Regions from separate parts of the Homo sapiens genome. Here region 2 is linked to region 1. Evidence: chromatin loops called from intact Hi-C (ENCODE). Cell type or tissue: IMR-90. All regions are shown on one strand. Each heading gives the region's core, and the rest is flanking DNA. Links, peaks and the distances in the headings are about the cores only. Region 1 overlaps PCSK5 (proprotein convertase subtilisin/kexin type 5). Region 2 overlaps PCSK5 (proprotein convertase subtilisin/kexin type 5).

Evidence for each region. A loop is a pair of places that touch in the nucleus more often than their neighbours do. Peaks named below come from ENCODE experiments on the same cell type or tissue, not always from the same donor. Only the 100,000 strongest peaks of a DNase experiment are listed, where the experiment ranks them.
Region 2: a loop joins it to region 1, with 4 times the contacts of the local background. A loop is called at or near these places in 4 of 110 quality-filtered maps.

The regions. Positions count from the first base shown.
Region 1 is chr9:76,177,573-76,186,368 of GRCh38, reverse strand. It overlaps PCSK5 (proprotein convertase subtilisin/kexin type 5), which reads right to left. Exons shown (of 38, transcript NM_001372043.1): 15 at 6,671-6,773; 16 at 4,778-4,971; 17 at 1,612-1,696. Among named protein-coding and RNA genes, the nearest start is that of RFK, 210 kb to the left of the region's middle. In IMR-90, for the core only: no CTCF peak of the experiment used is centred there; DNase peaks (open chromatin) are centred at 4,818, 5,198 and 5,608; H3K27ac peaks cover 1,114 bases.
Region 2 is chr9:76,251,360-76,260,155 of GRCh38, reverse strand. All of the region lies in intron 24 of PCSK5 (proprotein convertase subtilisin/kexin type 5), which reads right to left. Among named protein-coding and RNA genes, the nearest start is that of RFK, 140 kb to the left of the region's middle. In IMR-90, for the core only: no CTCF peak of the experiment used is centred there; a DNase peak (open chromatin) is centred at 3,885; H3K4me3 peaks cover 241 bases; H3K27ac peaks cover 689 bases.

The sequences.
Region 1 (8,796 bases), core at 235-8,234:
GAAAAATTGGCACTTGATTCCATTACTGGCAAAAATTTGGGTACGTTTGGAACAACTTGGCTATGTAAAATTTTCTTTTTCAACTGTGAAACCTAAATAAAGATCAAATATTTCTCATAAAAACAATTTTGTCTGAATTGAGATGTGTTCTAAGGGTAAAATATATATCAGATTTTGAAGACAGTACAACAATGAAAAAGAATGAAAGACATCTGATAAGTTTTTATATTGTTGAAATGATAATATTTTAGATATATTAGGTGAAATAAAATATTTTATTAAACTCATTTCCCCTGTATCTTTTTACTTCTCTTAATGTGGTTACTGGCATATTTAAAATTACATATATGGCTCTCATGTTTCTACCGGCATGCACTGGTTTAACATACTCTATACAATGTTCCCTAAGAAATAAAATAATTTAAATCATCTTTTATTTCTCATGAACCAAGTATGTGCCAGATGGTAGAATAGGTATTTTGTAAATGTTATCACAGTTAACCTTTATCATAATCCAGCAAAACAGGGATTATTATTATCATCATTTTATAGAGGAGAAAATGAAGGCTCGGAGTAGTTAAGTGACTTGCCCCAAATCACACAGTTAATAAATAGCAGAGGAGGATGTGAGCCCACATCTACTTTCTTTCCTTCTATTATACTGCTTTGCTCCTTCTCCAAGAAGAATTAGGTGGCTAATTCTTTCTCAGTACTGAAGTCTTGAGATGAAAATTGCCAAGTAAGCTAATACTGAATGCATTCATGGGGGGAAAAAGAAATGAAGCCATAGATAATTAATCTAAATGAAAATGATGCTCCAATACTGGTTAATGGTGAAGAATGTACCTGCCTGGAAACTGCCTGGACCCTGCCTAGTTTACCTCCAATCACAGGTGGAAATAAAGATATGATCAATACTTAAAAGAAATCCAGTGCAGCAGAGTTCTAATTCTACGTACAGCCTCAGTCCAACTCTTCACTAAATGCAGAATGGTCTCACCTTCCCTACTGAGATCAAGAGGCTACCTAGTTAATTTGAGCTGTACATTGTTCTCTTAGAGAGTTGACCAACTATTGAGCTTTAGCAATGAGCAAGTCATCCATTCAAGGAAAACATCTCCTGGTGTTAAATCTATGTGCATACCATAGCATAATGGAACCAAGCCTGAGATACTTAAGATAAGAGAATGATTGGCTATGTGGAGAGAAATAATAAAGATAAGGGAATAATTTCCGACCATCCAAGGAATGAATCGGGGGATTAAATATAATTCATTGGTATTACCTGCAAAGTAATCCTTGACTGGCACAATGCAGGTTAAAAAGCACAAAGAATGCCTCTCAAATGGCCATTTTTATTGAGTTTTATCTGAGCCATCTTTTCTAAAGAGAATTTATTTGGATATAACCCTTCTTTAGCCAACACAGCATCCCATTTTTCACATATAATAGCAGAGATAATGCAAATAGCAATCAAGTGCTTGAATGGGAGTCAAACCCAGGGTAGATCATAAGAGAGCTGTTTATTTACTTGTTTATCATTTTTTCATTTTATTTACATTGAGAAGCTCTTTGGGCTGTGTTACTTGATAAAATCCTTCACTCTCTTACCTTAACCCATCCCTACATTCTGTACAGTTATGGAATTCAGTACATGTCTTGCAGTTTTCACTGCATTTCCGGCAAAGATTTTTCTCTGTTAAAAAAAAGAGAAAGTTGTAAATCAGTTGGTCAATTGGATTCCATAAAAGCATCAGAGATGTTCTAATGCTTGCTAATGTATGCTACAGTACCTATGGCCTTGACTAGACAATTGCAGGAAAAGCCACAGAATCACTATTTGTTATCATTTCTCAGCAAACCAAGTACAGACAGGAACTGTAACACTGGAAAACACCTTAGACTTCTCTGCCATTTTGCAGACAAGAAAATGATAGCCTAGCTAATTCTTAGTTGAATAGTTTATAGGTCTTTTTTTTTTCTTCTTCTTCCTAGTCTCTCTCCCCAGGAGGGTTTCCTAACTTGCAACAGTGCAAATCCCCCTCATGAAGCTGGGACAACATCACTGTATAGGGATTGAAAGGCAATGCCTGAGACGAAGGAATGGGAATGTAGACCCCCATGCTCATAGCTTTTAGGACTGGTCAGTTGAGCTGAACTAGAGAAGGGAATCTACATTTAAGACTGCAAGGGTAAGGATTGCTTATTTCTAACATTGTTTATTTTAAACACTATTTTAGTGTCTTGCACTTTACAGCTGCAGTGGAATTGGTATAAATGTTATTACAATTCAGATAATATCTCTATTCTGGAGAAATCTATATTCTGGAGAATAGAAATGTATCATTTGAACAAGTATACTGTGAATACTTGCTTTCCTAGTTACTACCAGGTCCATATTGAAAAAAGTTGGCAAATTTATGGTTGTTCTGTGGAGGAAAATATTTGGCATATTAAGAAAGTCCTTCTACCTTAGATAAAATTTTGCTAATGTCTTGGTACCTGCTCTGATATGCAAGTGGATTATATCCATGTGAATTTGTAGAAATGAATGAAGCTTTCTTCATGGGCTTCCATCTGCTCTTTAAATGTTGATGTTCTTCAGGGTTCCATAGAGAAACACAGCTTAGTGGATCCCTGCAAGGGCCTGCTGGATCAAGTCTGAGCCTCTGAGCATGAAATACGAAGCCCCTTACAATCTTAACAGTAGTCATCATACGGTCTCTCTCACTGTCTCATTGAGAACACTGCACATGCATAGAATCTTAACTCAGATGACCTAGATTTGCATTCTGCTTTAAGCACCTCCAGTGGGCAAATTCAGGGTCTCTGTTCTTTTATTCATTAAAATGAGATTACAATGTTACCCACCTCTCTGGTTGTCTTGAGAAGTTAAATAAAATTAATTATTCAAGGGAACGATATGAACTATTAAGCACTGTAAATGTGTTGGCAGTAATTATTACTAGTCATTATCATATGTGATCATCATGTTGTACATAAATGGACTCATTAGAGAGGAAAACTATAACATAAGGCAATTACATAGAAAGAGAGAGATATACAAACCACTTGGATCAACACTTCCTGGTAGCTGAAGTCATAGTTTGAACACCTTAATTATCTACCTTCTAGGCTCTGGAAACAACGGACTCTCAATTACCTTGGTTCTGTCATACAACATTCCAGAATCAAATTTCTTTTTCAAGGCTCAACCTTCCTGATAGAATTTTGACTTTTTTCCTCACAAGGAATACTGCATATTTCTGTGGATTCTTTATGCCCCCTTCTGTCTCCCAATTTCTCCTTTCTCCCTCAAGTCAAATTTCATGTTCTAAATTTTGGGGCAAGCAAGAAAGGCAGAGTCCTTACCCACTGCCCTAAAGGGTAAGTTGAAAGACCCTCTCTGCCTCACAGAGAAATGCTCCTCTTTGAAACCAGAGAGAATTTCACTTCTTAAGAAGCAAGAGTATTCACTTCAGATTTCTTGTCTGATTTTATTTTAAATAACTCTTGTTCTTTTAAACTTGAGTTTTCTCTTTGTCTCCTTAGGTTGTGCAAAAACATGAAATTTCAGTGCCATCATATACCATGGTATGAGGTCCTTGTTAAGAGAAATTATCCAGAACTCAGAAATAAAGGAAAAGATAACTGCAGTCCTTTTCAGAGCCACACTAGAGCACTGTCTAATAGGTCTACCTTAAGACTATTTAATTCTCTAGGGCAATATACCTTCGTCTGTTTGCTAATGATGGCTGATTAGGGCCCAAACTCTGTGTTAAGGTACACATTTTTGTTTGGTAAAGTTGCAAATTACTCCTATTCATTAGAAAAAAAAAACACTCCCCCAAATTCTACTTGTATTGCCATGTAGAAAATTATTAAATTATTCAATTTTGTCTCCAACTTAGCAAAAGGATTTCCATTTTGCCTTTCCTGGTGGACTACAGTACCTGATCATCTTTTAGCCCTATTTGTCACCTTGCAAGTTCCCTCATTAGTGGGTTAAATAAGTCATTGACAAATGTTCATTCTACTCTTAAAAGACAGTCATATTTTTTGAACTTTTTAAAAAGTATATTTTGATATCATACAGGCCTGGTGTCTATTTGGTCAGTATGCAGAAAAGAGCAGCCTGAATGTTGTCCTTAGCAAATCTGCTTGTAAGGTTGGCCCATGGCTGGCACATCTGGGAACTTGAATTTTGGGAGGGTTCCCACTACCCTGAAAAGAGTGGCTCACTTTGTCTAAACTGTTTGTATAAACAATATGGTTTATGGTGAACACCTATTTTCCTTTGAAGACTCTGGAATTTTGGTATGTGTCAGGTCTGACCAGCCCCCAGTGACAACCCTGGGCCCTGAGTCTCTAATGAGGTTCCCTGGTAGACAACATTTCATGCACGTCGTCACGCATTGTTGCACGGGGAAGTGAATATGCCCTGTGTGGCTGAACCTTGTTCCATATGCCTTTTCCCTTTGATGATTTGTTGCTGTAATATCTCCTATCTGTGAGTTCATGAGCACGACTATACCCCAGGCCTTGTGAATACTCCCAGCAAATCACTGAATCTGGGGGTGGTCTTGAGGATACTCTGACAAAGTTATAAGCATTTTTACATGAAGCTTCTAAAGGGTTCTCTTAAAATGAATGAACTAGATCCTGTTTGATATGAAGCACAATTCCAGATTTCACAAAGAGGCTATCCCTCCTGAGGTCACTCAAATGAAAACACCACATTTCTTCTCTAAAACCCAAGTATTTGAAGTGAGCTTACTGGTATCCTGATATGACCCATCAGGGCAGTGAGTAACACAGCTGTTGGTTTCTTCATTCAGAAAGTATCCATATTTGCAGGACATGCATTGGTCACCATGGCTCCCAAAGCAGGACTCACAGTTGGGGGCACACTTCCTGCAGCGCTTCTTGTCGGCGTGGTAGTGGCCAGGGGGGCAGCTGGAGACACAGATCCTGCATTGTGAAACAATAAGAAAGAAGGCAGCGTCATGAGCAAACCAGTCCCCAGCATTCTCTTGGAGGTGCTGAGCAAATGGCTGAGCTCAGCTTCCAAATCACTTTTAAACCAGGATGCCAACACCACATCCAGAGAGCCAGATTGTTTGTTAAACTTCCTCCTGCACAGTGTGCTGAAGTAGCAATGCAGTTACCCAACACCAAATCTACCAAGGACTTGTCAAACCATTTCCTGGTTTGCACCTAGCTCTTGAAAAATGATGATGGTTACAGAGAGGAAGGTTATGGTGGTGAATCAGAGGAAAACTATGTGGGAACCACAACTCTATTCAAAAAGGTCCCTTTAAAAAGGTGTGACTTCTATTTTCGTGTGTTGTTTGTCATATGGATCCTGTATGTGCATGTGTGAGTGGTGGTGGTGGTTGTATGCTGTTGTCTAAATTAATATAAATATATTTAAATTTATGTTGTATATGAGAACACTTAAAAAAAAAAAAAAACTTCCTTGTTTGCCCATAATGGAAGCACAGAGCTTTATTTATCCATTCAACAAATATTTACTGAGCACCAATTAAATATCAGGCATGTTGCTAAGTGCAGGAGATAACAGAGGCTGGGAGATAGCCAAAGTCCTCCTTTCTCTTAAGGAATTTAAATTCCAGCAGACTTACAGCAGGAATTCTTAACACGTCTGGGTCTGTCTGGGGGACTGGAGTATGGAGGAACCGTGTGGCAGCTATGCTTAGTGAGTTTTCGCCTGAAGGAGGAGGGAGAAGGTGGGTGGGGCTGTGGGAGACAAGGGGAGGTCAGGATGAACTCTGATGGGGGCAGTCACCATTCCTTGGCTCTGCCCAGGAAACATATCTGCACAGCTCAAGCAGACACCAGGGGCTCAGAGGCACAGGGTCCACCTTAGTGCCCAGGGCAGAAGAGTGAGATCAAGCAGGACCAACCCCTTTGCCACACTGATGGCCTATGTGCTGGAAAATGTGGAAAAGCATCAGTTTGGCCTGTGCATTGGCATCTTTGTGAAGCCATGAAATCAAACATCAGTGGGGTGGAAAGGACATGAAACTTGTGTGAGATGGGAGGAATAAGTTCAAGAAATCTATTGTACCTCATGATGACTAGAGTTAATAACAATTTATTGTGTACTTGAAAATTGTGACGAGAGTAGTGTTTAAGTGTTCTGGCCACAAAAAAAGATAAGTATGTGAGCTAATGCATATGTTAAATAGCTGGATTTAGTTGTTCCAAAACGTGTGTACGTATGTATATGTGTGTGTGTGTATATATATATATATATACACACACACACATATATATATAAACATCATGTTATGCATTATAAATACATGCAGTTTTTACTTGTCAATTAAAAAAAAAAAAAAGAAAGGTCTGGAGGGGCAGGTGCTTAGCTGGTTCCTCCACCGTCCTCCAAACGTGAGAGAAGACATTTGCAGTTTCACAGCATACATGCACATTTTGCGTTTTGTAACTCAATATAGTTTTCACCATTCTGAATAACACAGGGAGGCAGTCGGCCTGCACAGCAGCCTCTTTTCTATGTTTCGGTCCTGGTGGGAGAATAGTGGAAGATGCCAGTGGCCTGCACACACCCCATGGTATTAGCCTTGCAGGAACTCCTAAGATGCCTGGCACATGCTGTGGGGATGTGACTTGGCACCTCTCTTACCTGGTATTGTTTTTCAGCTTGTAGTAGTAGTGCAAACAGTCATTGCAGTGGTCTGGTCCTGGCCCGTCACAGCCAACCTCACTGCACTCAGGGTCGCAGGGACCTTTCCAAAAGACATTAGAACAATACTTGGAAAAATGATTTTAGAGCAGGTCAGCTTTACCTTGAATTTGGTATAAAAATAAGACTTTTTTTTTTCTTATGCAGAGAGTTTCTTTAAGACAGAGGAATAATTGTCAATGTGGCTTTAGGTCCAGAGATGAGCTCTTGACTTTTTTTGACTTTTGATTCCTAGGCAACCTCAATTACCTAGGTATAAAGAATGTAAATTCTAGTCATGGCCTGGTCTTCAAAGCATATATGGCTGCCTTGTGGTAGATAAATATTTGAGAATTCAAATGAACTGTAGCAACTGGAAAAAAACCAACTGCAATTAAGTATGTGTAATAGTAAAAAGATTGGATTTGTAGAAAAGAGAGAAGTTGTTGACAAAAAAGAAAAAAGCATTATTATTTAACGCCTGGACCAAATGACCTGTCTCATTAAAGCTACTGAATACCTCTGAAATACTGTGGCCAGGAAGAAACACCATTACAGCACCTGGCACAAGCTTATCAGCATCCAGTCTCAGACACAGATAATAGATTTAAAATTGCATCCTACACAAAGGCCAATGGGCAATTCAACAAAAGAAAATGACATATAAATTTAAAAAAAACGCAAGCAAGCTTAAAGGATTCCAGACCTGGGATGAAAGTTCCCAATCTCTCTTACTACATATTCTTTGGTATAGAACTGAAGATAATGAACAGTAAGAAAAAAAAATGCCAGAAAGATGGAGCTATTTTGTGATTGATGAAAAACTTTCTAATGACATGGGCTAGTTATAGAAGTTTTTAATTCTCTTCTTTGTTCTCCATATTCTGGAACATTTGGTCTCATAATCTGCAAACTCTTTCCCACTGAAAATTCATATGATTTTAACTAGCAATAAATATATTGAATGAAATGTACAAATAGTAAGTCAAGGGTAGTAGAAAATCTACTTATTGTAACCCAAAGGACTTACTGTTACACCTTGGTTTCTTTGAGTCATTATGGGACTATGTTTCATAATTAACTGAATCACAGAAACATAAAAAAATGTTAGAACTCGGGTGGAATGACTTAGAGAAAAATCTGGTAGTCAAATACCCTCATTTTACTGATGAAGAAACTGATTTTCCAAGAATTTCAGTGGCTTGCCCAGTATCACATGGTGAGGAGAGGGGATCAACATAGGCCCTGATACTTAGGTAAAAATTCCTGCTTAGATGTAGCAAATCACGTACTAGGGATGACTTCTCCATCTGAATGGAAATAAGTCATTTCAAAATGCTGCAGACTCGAATATACTTCTGATTAACTGCAAGAGTCATTTGACAGCACTGCTTATTTCTATTTTCCCCAAAGCTTCAAATCGATCTCCAAATTCCATAGCTACTGCAACTTGGGACATTTTAGCCATCTGCCATCGTACACCAGGGGAGTGGTGTCTCTGCTGTCTATGGACTGAAGTTCAGCCAGCTGTGATCTCACAGTCCCTTGGATCCAATGACACAGTACGGGAATCTGGTTATGATAACGCCATCTGTGTCTCTAATCTGGCTGACTTCTAAATGAAGGTGAAAATTGCAGCTCCAAAGGAAAGGAGTCATGGGTGGCCCTAAATTTTCACCAGATGACTTCTAGAATTAAAAAAAAAAAAATCCCAAACATTTATTCTTGATATTTGCCAAAAGGGCTCTCACTGTATGGCAAATTCACATACTATGCTGTTTCTTTTATCATCTTAAACTGTCCCAGATGAAGTTTAGCATTGTAGGTTGCAGGATAATAATGCAATAATAGTCTTGGTTCTCTCACAAGTGCCAATATTGATGTTTTAGAGATATAATCAGAAAAACCACAAAGATATATAACTGTTCTGAATCTCAACATTCCAAAATTTGAATGGGAAACATTACCAAAATATGAATAAAGAGTAACAGCTTACTATTATACTCTATTTATGTTTTTTGGATCTACTTTCTCCTATCCGAGAAGACAAAATAGTTTGCTAGTTAAAATATAAATAGCAATGCTAT
Region 2 (8,796 bases), core at 524-8,523, 73 kb before region 1:
TCCCCAAAGCACACAACTAGCCTCTTACAGCTGAGCCAGGATTAATTTCTAACAGAAGGATTTATCTAAGCTGGGAGATTTAAAATTTTACTTTAGCAGCAGAATCCTTTACCAAATGAAAACTTATGAAAAATCAAATACACCTAACAAGATGAAAGCAAAGCTGTCCTGGCTAAATAGGGAGAAGTGGATGGTGAGGAAGAGAAAGGGCTTCACAGAAGAGAGGCGGCAAGCTGCTGATTTGGGCCACTGGTCCAGTCCAGTCCCCTCTGCTTCCAGATGAGGGAGGGAGACCCATAGACTGGGTTGAAACGACTCACCTGAGGTGAGCCCTGAGACTGAAGTATGGCTCTTCCATGCTCCACAAGGGCGCTTTCAAATCATTCACCATAGATTTACCTGTGAGGACGCTGACATTGACTTGGTTGAACATTATGGATGTTCAACCAAGCATGTTCAACCATATGCTTACCTGCATGTGGTAAGCATGATTCAAGGAGCTGATGAAACAACAGTAAATAGAATCGATCAAGTCTCTGCCTGCCTGGAAGTTACATTTTAAGTGAGGGAAGAAATACGACACACAGATATTAAAAGTCAATAAAACATCAAAATATCAGATACTTATATCTGATCTGCTAGAATTAAAGTAGGATGACTGAAGTGAGTGTGTGTGTGTGTGTGTGTGTGTGTGTGTGTAGTGTAGACAGAGAGGGAGGGAGGCTGAATTGGGTGCTGAGGATAAGCCTCTTAGGAGCTGACATTTAAACTGAGATGTGATGACAGGAAGGACCCAGCCACATTGGTATCTTGGGAAAAACATTCCAAGTAGAGGGAATAGCTAGTGCAGGGCCCTGGGGCAAGAATGGGCTACAGCAATCATGACTAGGGCCCTGCAGTGTAGCTGGAGAGGGAGGTGAGGAACAAGAGGTAGACACTGAGGCCAGAGATGTGCAGGAGACTAAAGTTAATAAGGCTCTTTTGAAAAAAGTACACATCTGTCAGTCATCAAGCATTATCTACTAGTTCTAGCTTCAGACAGACATATTATAGAATTCCCAAGGAAAGGATCACTGGCTTCTTGGCAGAGTAAAAGCATCATGCGCCATCATATGAGGTGTTTGTTAATTGGGCATAGCTCTGATGCTCTCCCTGGTTGCTTGCTAGGGTCCCAAGTGGCCCATCCCACTAATGCACATTTGGGCACATGATGTGACAGTTGGACAATGGCTTTGGGTAACTGTCATTAGCCACGTGCACCATGGCAAAGTGAAGTTGTTACTGACTTCATGGTTCGGATTTCCATTTCAACATTCAAGGGGGTAAATGACCGTACTCACTCTCAAGGAATAATTGACATAATTTATCTTTAAAATCTCAGTAGGTCAAACTTCCCATTTGTAAAACTTTCCAGTTGCTCCTTTGCCGAGCACATAAGATGAATTTACTTCTGAGCTGAGTTCTTGCATGCCAAATTTTTACAGCCTTAAATATAGTATTTTATCACTATTATAAATGGTTCTTGACTTACCTCCCACAGACCCTTTAGGGCTGAAGGCAAGAGGTCTCCCTAATTCACTTGTTTCAATTCATGTAAGATTTCTAAGTTGAAGCCAGGTCATTTGGATAATATTTCAAATGTACAGGCTGTATTTCTGCTGAACACAATAAATCTGAAATTTTACAATTAGCTTGGGCAGCTAGCATGATTGCACTAGGCTTTCCAATAAGCACCCCTTCAAAAGAACTTTCCTTCTCTCTCAAGACTCACCTCCAAACCTGACCCAAAGGCTCAATGTCATCACTCAAATGCTGGGGTCATGGTAATCTGGAGCCTATATTTTTGGGTTGATTTTATTTTTCCAGTGGAAGATCCAGGTTACTAGCAATTATTTGAGGGCATAAAATTCTACCATGATGATAAATTAGGCTGTCAGCTCTTTCTGGTCCATATCAGAGGTTGGAGAGACTGATAAACTTTTCTATTCTAATGTTCTACCACCTACCCCTCTGGAGATAATGCCATGTCTGTGCTCTTGCCCTGGTGATCTGATTGAGTGGGGACTGTTCTCCCAGTGTCCCCAGGGCCCTCCCTGTACCTGGGAGCTGTGGAAAAGGGAGCTGAGAGGTAGACATCCTTGGGTTACCTGCCTGGTTCATACAAAACAATATTCACTTGTCTCACCTAATAATGGATAGTTTATAGCTAGTCAGAACACACTGTCTTTATGGAAAACATATACATATAGGAAAACATATATACATAAAGGAAAGTTGGTTGCTACAGATAGTCACAGGCACAGCTGCGAGGAAAAAAGTTTTGATTGACCCAGTCACATCATCCATGAGAACATGACTAAGGTTTGGAGAGGTCAGCCTGGATACCCCTTGCCTTCCACTGCTTCAATTTGGGGTACTTGGCCAAAGGGTGATCAGTGAGGCATGGCCCTGTCCAGATCCTGCCCCTGGAACTGGTCCTTCTCCAGCTTGCCGCAGCGTTTAGTCCCCGTTCTGCTTCTGACGGCCCCGGCTGGCCCACTGTGCTGGAAGCTGAACTGGAGGCTGCGGGGAGGACTGGAGCCAAATTTTCCCTGGTGGGAGGTGCAGAGAGACTTTGTGGAAAGGATGAGTCTGGATGCCTACCAAATTACCCTCCTGTTGACTTTTGGAAAGCAGGAATTTCAGGCTCTAGAGGTGCAGAGGCAATTTACTGACACTCATCGTTGGCCCAACTCTCAGTTGGAGACCAGCCTGTTGAGCAGCTGGGTATCAACATGCAGATGCTCCTGTCTTATCCACACACAGCATCTCTCTATTCTGGTGTCTGCTCTGTGACTTAAATCAATTTTTTTTTTCTCCTCAACCAGTGGAGCTTGAAGCTCTTCCTACCATCTATGAAATAGCAGTTTGGTTGTGGCATAGGGAGATGGAGAGTTGGGGGGTGAGATGAGGACAGATAATAACAGGCACAGAAGTCACAGATAGTTACTGAGTGCCTCCCTGTTGACAGGCACTGTGCTAAGTGCTGTGACACAGTGGTGCATGTCAGACATGTGGCTTCAGATACACCAACAGGCTTCTCAGAAAAAGGGTGAACGTAGAGAGAAAGCAAATTAAATTCTGTTTTGATATTCACAATAGAGCCTCTTGGTTCCTCTCTCTTGAAGAACTCAAGATATGAGCACCTTTCTAGTTTTCATCATAATCTCTAGGGACCTATTAGGAGGTACAAGGAAGGCAATTTATGTGATGCTTTCCTTTATAAAACAGGATAGAATTAAGAAACAAAAAATGTAAAGGGCTTGCCCAAGATTTTCACTGTGTTAAGGGAAGGATGGAAATGAATAGAGACTAAGATTTCTGACTCAATTTTCCACACTCCTGCAAAACTAAATGAGACCTAACCATCTGAAGTTCTAGTCACTACTGCCAGACTCATTTTTATTTTTCTTTAAGCGTGATGAACAGGCACGAGCTGGGGTCTTGATTGACTAAGGGTTTCAGAAAAATCGAAGATATTTCACTAAAAGGAAGTAATTTGGCAATGATTTTCCAGGTTATTATTCCTAATCATGCAGAATCATTCTCACTGGTTTCCAGATTCATCTGTAAAGGTGAATCCATCCCTCCAGCTCAACTGCCCTTGGACGTTTAATGTCACAGACCCCACATTGCTTTCGAGACTGGCAGACGGTCTTCTGAACCCTCCACCCTGTGTGTCCGGCTCGACCACACTCCGCTTTTGTTTAACGAGGTTTGTTTTGGAAGTACTTGGCTCAGTTCTCTCTGCAAGCTTACGTGATCCAGACAGACTTGGCTCACAGCTCGACTTAGCAGGTCAGTTACACAACAAGTAGGAGGAACTTCGATTATACCCGGCTCCGGGGGAAATAGCGTAATAGCATGAAGAGCCAAGATGATGAGCTAATTGCTCTAGAATTGAACTTAAGATACCTCGCCACTATGTTCTTCTCCCCCATAACTCTAAGAATGTGAGCTTGAATGTTGGAGAAGGAGCAAAGGAAATGTCAGGAGACACAACTAAGGAACAGAGAATGTAATCAAGAATGAAACAAATGCAGCAGACCAACCTTTGCACAACTTTCATTTATGTTCTTTAGGAAAATAGTGTATGAGTGCAGTCTACTTTGGAAAAAGAGCAACTATTTGGTTGGTCTGTGGGTTTGGAGCCAGACAGTCCTAAGTCTGAATTTGGCTCTAACACTTGCTAGCTGTGTAACTTTAGGCAAATGACATAAGCTCCCTGGGCATTGGTTTTTTCATCTATAAAATGAGGATAAGGAATTTTTTTCTTCTTTTTGAGACAGGATCTTGCTCCATTGCCCACGCTGGAGTGCCATGGTGCCATCATAGTTCACTGCAGCCTCAGCCTCCCGGGATCAACCAATCCTCCTGCCTCAGCCTTCTAAGTAGCTGGGACTATGGGTGCGTGTAACCGCACCAGGCTAACTTAAAAAAAAAATTTATTTGTAGAAATGGGGCCTTGATGTGTTGGCCAGGCTGGTTTTGAACTCCTGACTTCAAGTGATTCCCCTCACCTGCCACCTTAACTGCCCAAAGTGCTAGGATTACAGGTGTAAGCCACTGAGCCTAGCCTATCATAAGGATTTTGAGCAGAGAGAATTACATTGAAGATTAGAGGTCATGTTTGTAAAATGTCCACCTAGCTGAACAATACATTCTAATATAATGTATCTGCCTCTGTTTCAGCTTCCATTCTCAACACAGTATCTTAAACAGATGTTGAAGTTATCTGTTTCTATATCTATCTTAATCAGTGGCTTTCAACTCTGGTTGCACATTAGAATTAGTCAGGGAGTTTTTTAAAATTATTTTTTTTATTTTTTTGAGAGAGAGTCTTATTCTGTTGCCCAGGCTGGAGTGCAGTGGCATGATCACAGCTCACTGAAACCTCAATTTCCCGGGCTCAGGCAATCATCCCACCTCAGCCTCCCTAGTAGCTGGGACTACAGGTCTGTACCACCACACTCAATTAATTTTTGTATTTTTAGTAGAGATGGGGTTTCACCATGTTGCCCAGGCTGATCTCAAACTCCTGGCCTCAAGTGATCCACCCACCTCAGTCTCCCAAGGTGTTGGGATTACAGGCATGAGCCACCATGCCTGGCCAGGGCGTTTTAAAAAAATACTGATGCCCACACCTCACTCCAGACTAATTAAATTAGAAACATTGGGAGTAGGTATCAGCACCTGCATTTTACAGCTCCGCAGGATCCTAATATGTACCCAGAGCTGAGAACTTCTGGCCTATCGCATTTGCATGTGAGCAGCTTAGGAGCAAAGAACAAGCTTTATTCATCTTTATATCCCCATGTCTAGCCTGATGTAGATGCTCAGGAAATATTTCTTGAATCTAACTCAAAAACTGAGAGATGCTGTTCAGATTCCCAAGACGTGTCTTATATGGGCGAATACATTTTTTAGGCAGCAAACAAAGGCAAGAGACAGCAGCACTTGCTATTGTCACAGTAGGCATTTGAAAAATGACACTAAAGAAGGGTCAAGTTCCTTTTAGCTGACAGCCTACCTATTGACTATAAGGCATTGACCACTGGTCCTCTTCTTGACTCATCAGTTGCCAGAGATAAAAGAAGTGAGATAACAGAATACTTGGGGAAATTTCATCTTTTTTTTTTTTTTAAATAGTGACTTCTTCAAAAGAGTTGCTTTGAGAGAAGAAAAAAGTTAGACATTTCCAAGGTAAGACAATGGACAAGTTCAGAGGAGCAGAAGAGAAATAATTTATTGAAGCATATCGGGCACACATCTGGGACTATTTCATGTACAAACACACAATGTGAAAGCTCAGAATATGCCAGCAACAGTCCCATGACCCATAGTCATTCCCCTGTGAGACTGTCACCATTACACACAATCATTATTTTCTCTCTTTTCTGCAGGCACATGGTAAGATTGCACCTCCCCACTCTCTGATCCCAGGCGTAATCATGTAACTTGCTTTAGCCAAAAATACGTAAGCAGGAGGTACAAGTGCCACATCCTGGAGAAACCTCTAAGAGCCAGTGTCTGCTTTGTGTCTGCCATGGCAAGGTAGTGGCTGCTCTATCAACCTGGTCCTGAATTAAGGATCACACAGAGCAGAGTTCTCAGCTCACCCATGATGAAGATGTAGCATGAGAGAGAAATAAACCTGTGTTGTTTGAAGTCACCGAGATTTGGGAAATACAACCCTGTGTATCCTAGTGTTTACTTATAACAAAGAGCTTCTAAGCCAACTACTTCCTTTGTGAAGACAGGGAGCAAAGTTATGCACAAGGTTGCTCCAAACAAACTGCTTCTGAATTACTCTGTCATTTCCCATATGCATAAAATTGGTCACATTTCAACATTTCTCTAACCCTCAGTTTCCCCATATGTAAAAATTGTTGGGTTGCAGATGTGAAAACACATCACGTACATTAAGCGTGTAGCCTGGTGATGCTTGATAAATATTAGGCTATACAGTCCTATTATATGTGGAATAAACGGAACAAGTGATAGGAAAGCAGAAAGCACAAAAGTACACAATAAATATGTGCCAAATGAATCAATGAAGAAAGCCAGGATGAGTAAGGGACAATGAAACTGCACAATGTCTGCAAGTTCTTCCAACTTTGTGTTCTCTTTTTTAAAGGTTTTATGTCTTCTTAGTACCCATCTGTGAAATGAGGTATCATTTAGACAATGAGGGGGCAGGGAGGCTCTAATGAATACAAAATAGAAACAGTCAGTTTATAATTTTTTTAAAGACAGAACTGTTTAATGGAGCTTGTTTCTCTTATCTTCAGAAGACTATTGACATTGCATTTATATTCTAAACCTTCCTCTGAAGCTGGCTCTGAGTTTGGCCTTAAAAAAAAAAAAAGAAGAAGAAGAAGAGGCATCCTGAATGTCCCTTCCCCATCTGCCCATGGAGACGATGGTCAGTAACTCCCTGGGTCATGCACTAAGGTTGGCTACACAGTGGATGATGCACTAGGTCCCTGAAAAGACGATGCTTTATGAATGCTGAGCAGCGGTTTTACAATCAGCCACTTCCTTCCAATTTAAAGGAGACAAACTGCTGGTATATATTTTATTCTGCAATATATTTGGTTTGGAAGGTACCAAAATGGTTTGACACCGTTCTTGTGCCTCTGAAAGTATGTGGAAATGTTCCAGTGAGAGATCTGAGTAAAAGTGAAATAAATAGCAGTCAATGTCCACAGTATTTAACTTGAAAACCTTGCATATCTGCTGCAATAGCAAATTAAAGAGTGAACTTCATGTCTTCCATATCGCCAATACTTTTTCTATGAACTAGGGTCTCACTTCCTATGGAAAGATGGAGTAGTAAGAGTAAATGAGGTTGGTTCTCTAAGTCCTAGATTTGAAGCTTGAATTTAATGTGGGTTGAGATGAAAAGGGTTAGGGTGTCTTCTGCCAATCACATACTTATAATAGAACCCACTTTCCCACAGAGCACGAAGGTCCTTTGTAGAGGTAAACGAAACTGAAGGAAGGTAAAGTGGTGGGGAGGATGCCACGGCTAACTGAAAATATGCTCACTGACTCTCTCAGTCTTGCTGCTGTAGAGCTCTCCCCTGTGTGCTCAATCCCATCTCAGAACCTTCCAGATGTAGGCCTTGAAGGCTGACAGCTCTAGATGAGCAGTGAACCCAAATTAATTTGCATGACTATGAAGAACAGTGTCACTGTTTGACTGGTTGAGTCAGTTATGTCATTGGGCATGAAGATGTAGCCAAAACTAAATATGATGGCTTTAGTATGAAGGACTGAGGAAAGGGGCAGAAAAGAAGCCTTTCTTTATCTTATTTTTATTATTATTATTATTATTTTTTCTGAGACGGAGTCTCGCTTCTGTCACACAGGCTGGAGTGCAGGGGCACGCGATCGCGGCTCACTGCAAGCTCCGCCTCCCAGGTTCACGCCTTTCTCCTGACTCAGCCTCCCGAGTAGCTGGGACTACAGGCACCCCGCCACCATGCCCGGCTAAGTTTTTGTATTTTTAGTAGAGACGGGGTTTCACCGTGTTAGCGAGGATGGTCTCGATCTCCTGACCTTGGGATCCACCCACCTCGGCCTCCCAAAGTGCTGGGATTACAGGTGTGAGCCACCACGCCCGGCCTCTTTTATCTTTTTATAATTGCAAAAAAGCATAATATTCTGCTCTAGAATCAGAAGGGAAGAACATTAGCTAGTATGATTGGAATGTAATAAAATACATGAGTTTTGGTCTGGGGCTATTCAGGGTCAAGTCCTGATTCTACTAGTTACCAGCCTAGTGAACTTATCCACATTTCTAAATGTTCTGACCTTTATGTCTTCAGCTGAAAAATGAGAACAATAATTATTATATCTATTCCATAGAGTTAAGTCAGGTAATATACTTAAAAAACTTAGTACAGCACCTGGCACATTAGTAAGTATTCAATAAATGCTAGCAATTCAGTTACTGTATTATACAGAATCAGCAAAGAGAATATTAATGGAATCATTCTAATGTTGAAGTACTTTTCTTTTTCTTTCTGTCTTTTTTTTTTTTTTTTTGAGACGGAGTCTCGCTCTGTCACCCAGGCTGGAGTGCAGTGGCACAATCTCGGCTCACTGCAAGCTCCGTCCCTCCAGGTTTAAGCAATTCTCCGTCTCAGCCTCCAGAGTAGCTGGGATTACAGGTGCGTGCCACCACGCCCAGCTAATTTTTTTGTATTTTTAATAGAGACGGGGTTTCACCATCTTGGCCAGGCTGGTCTT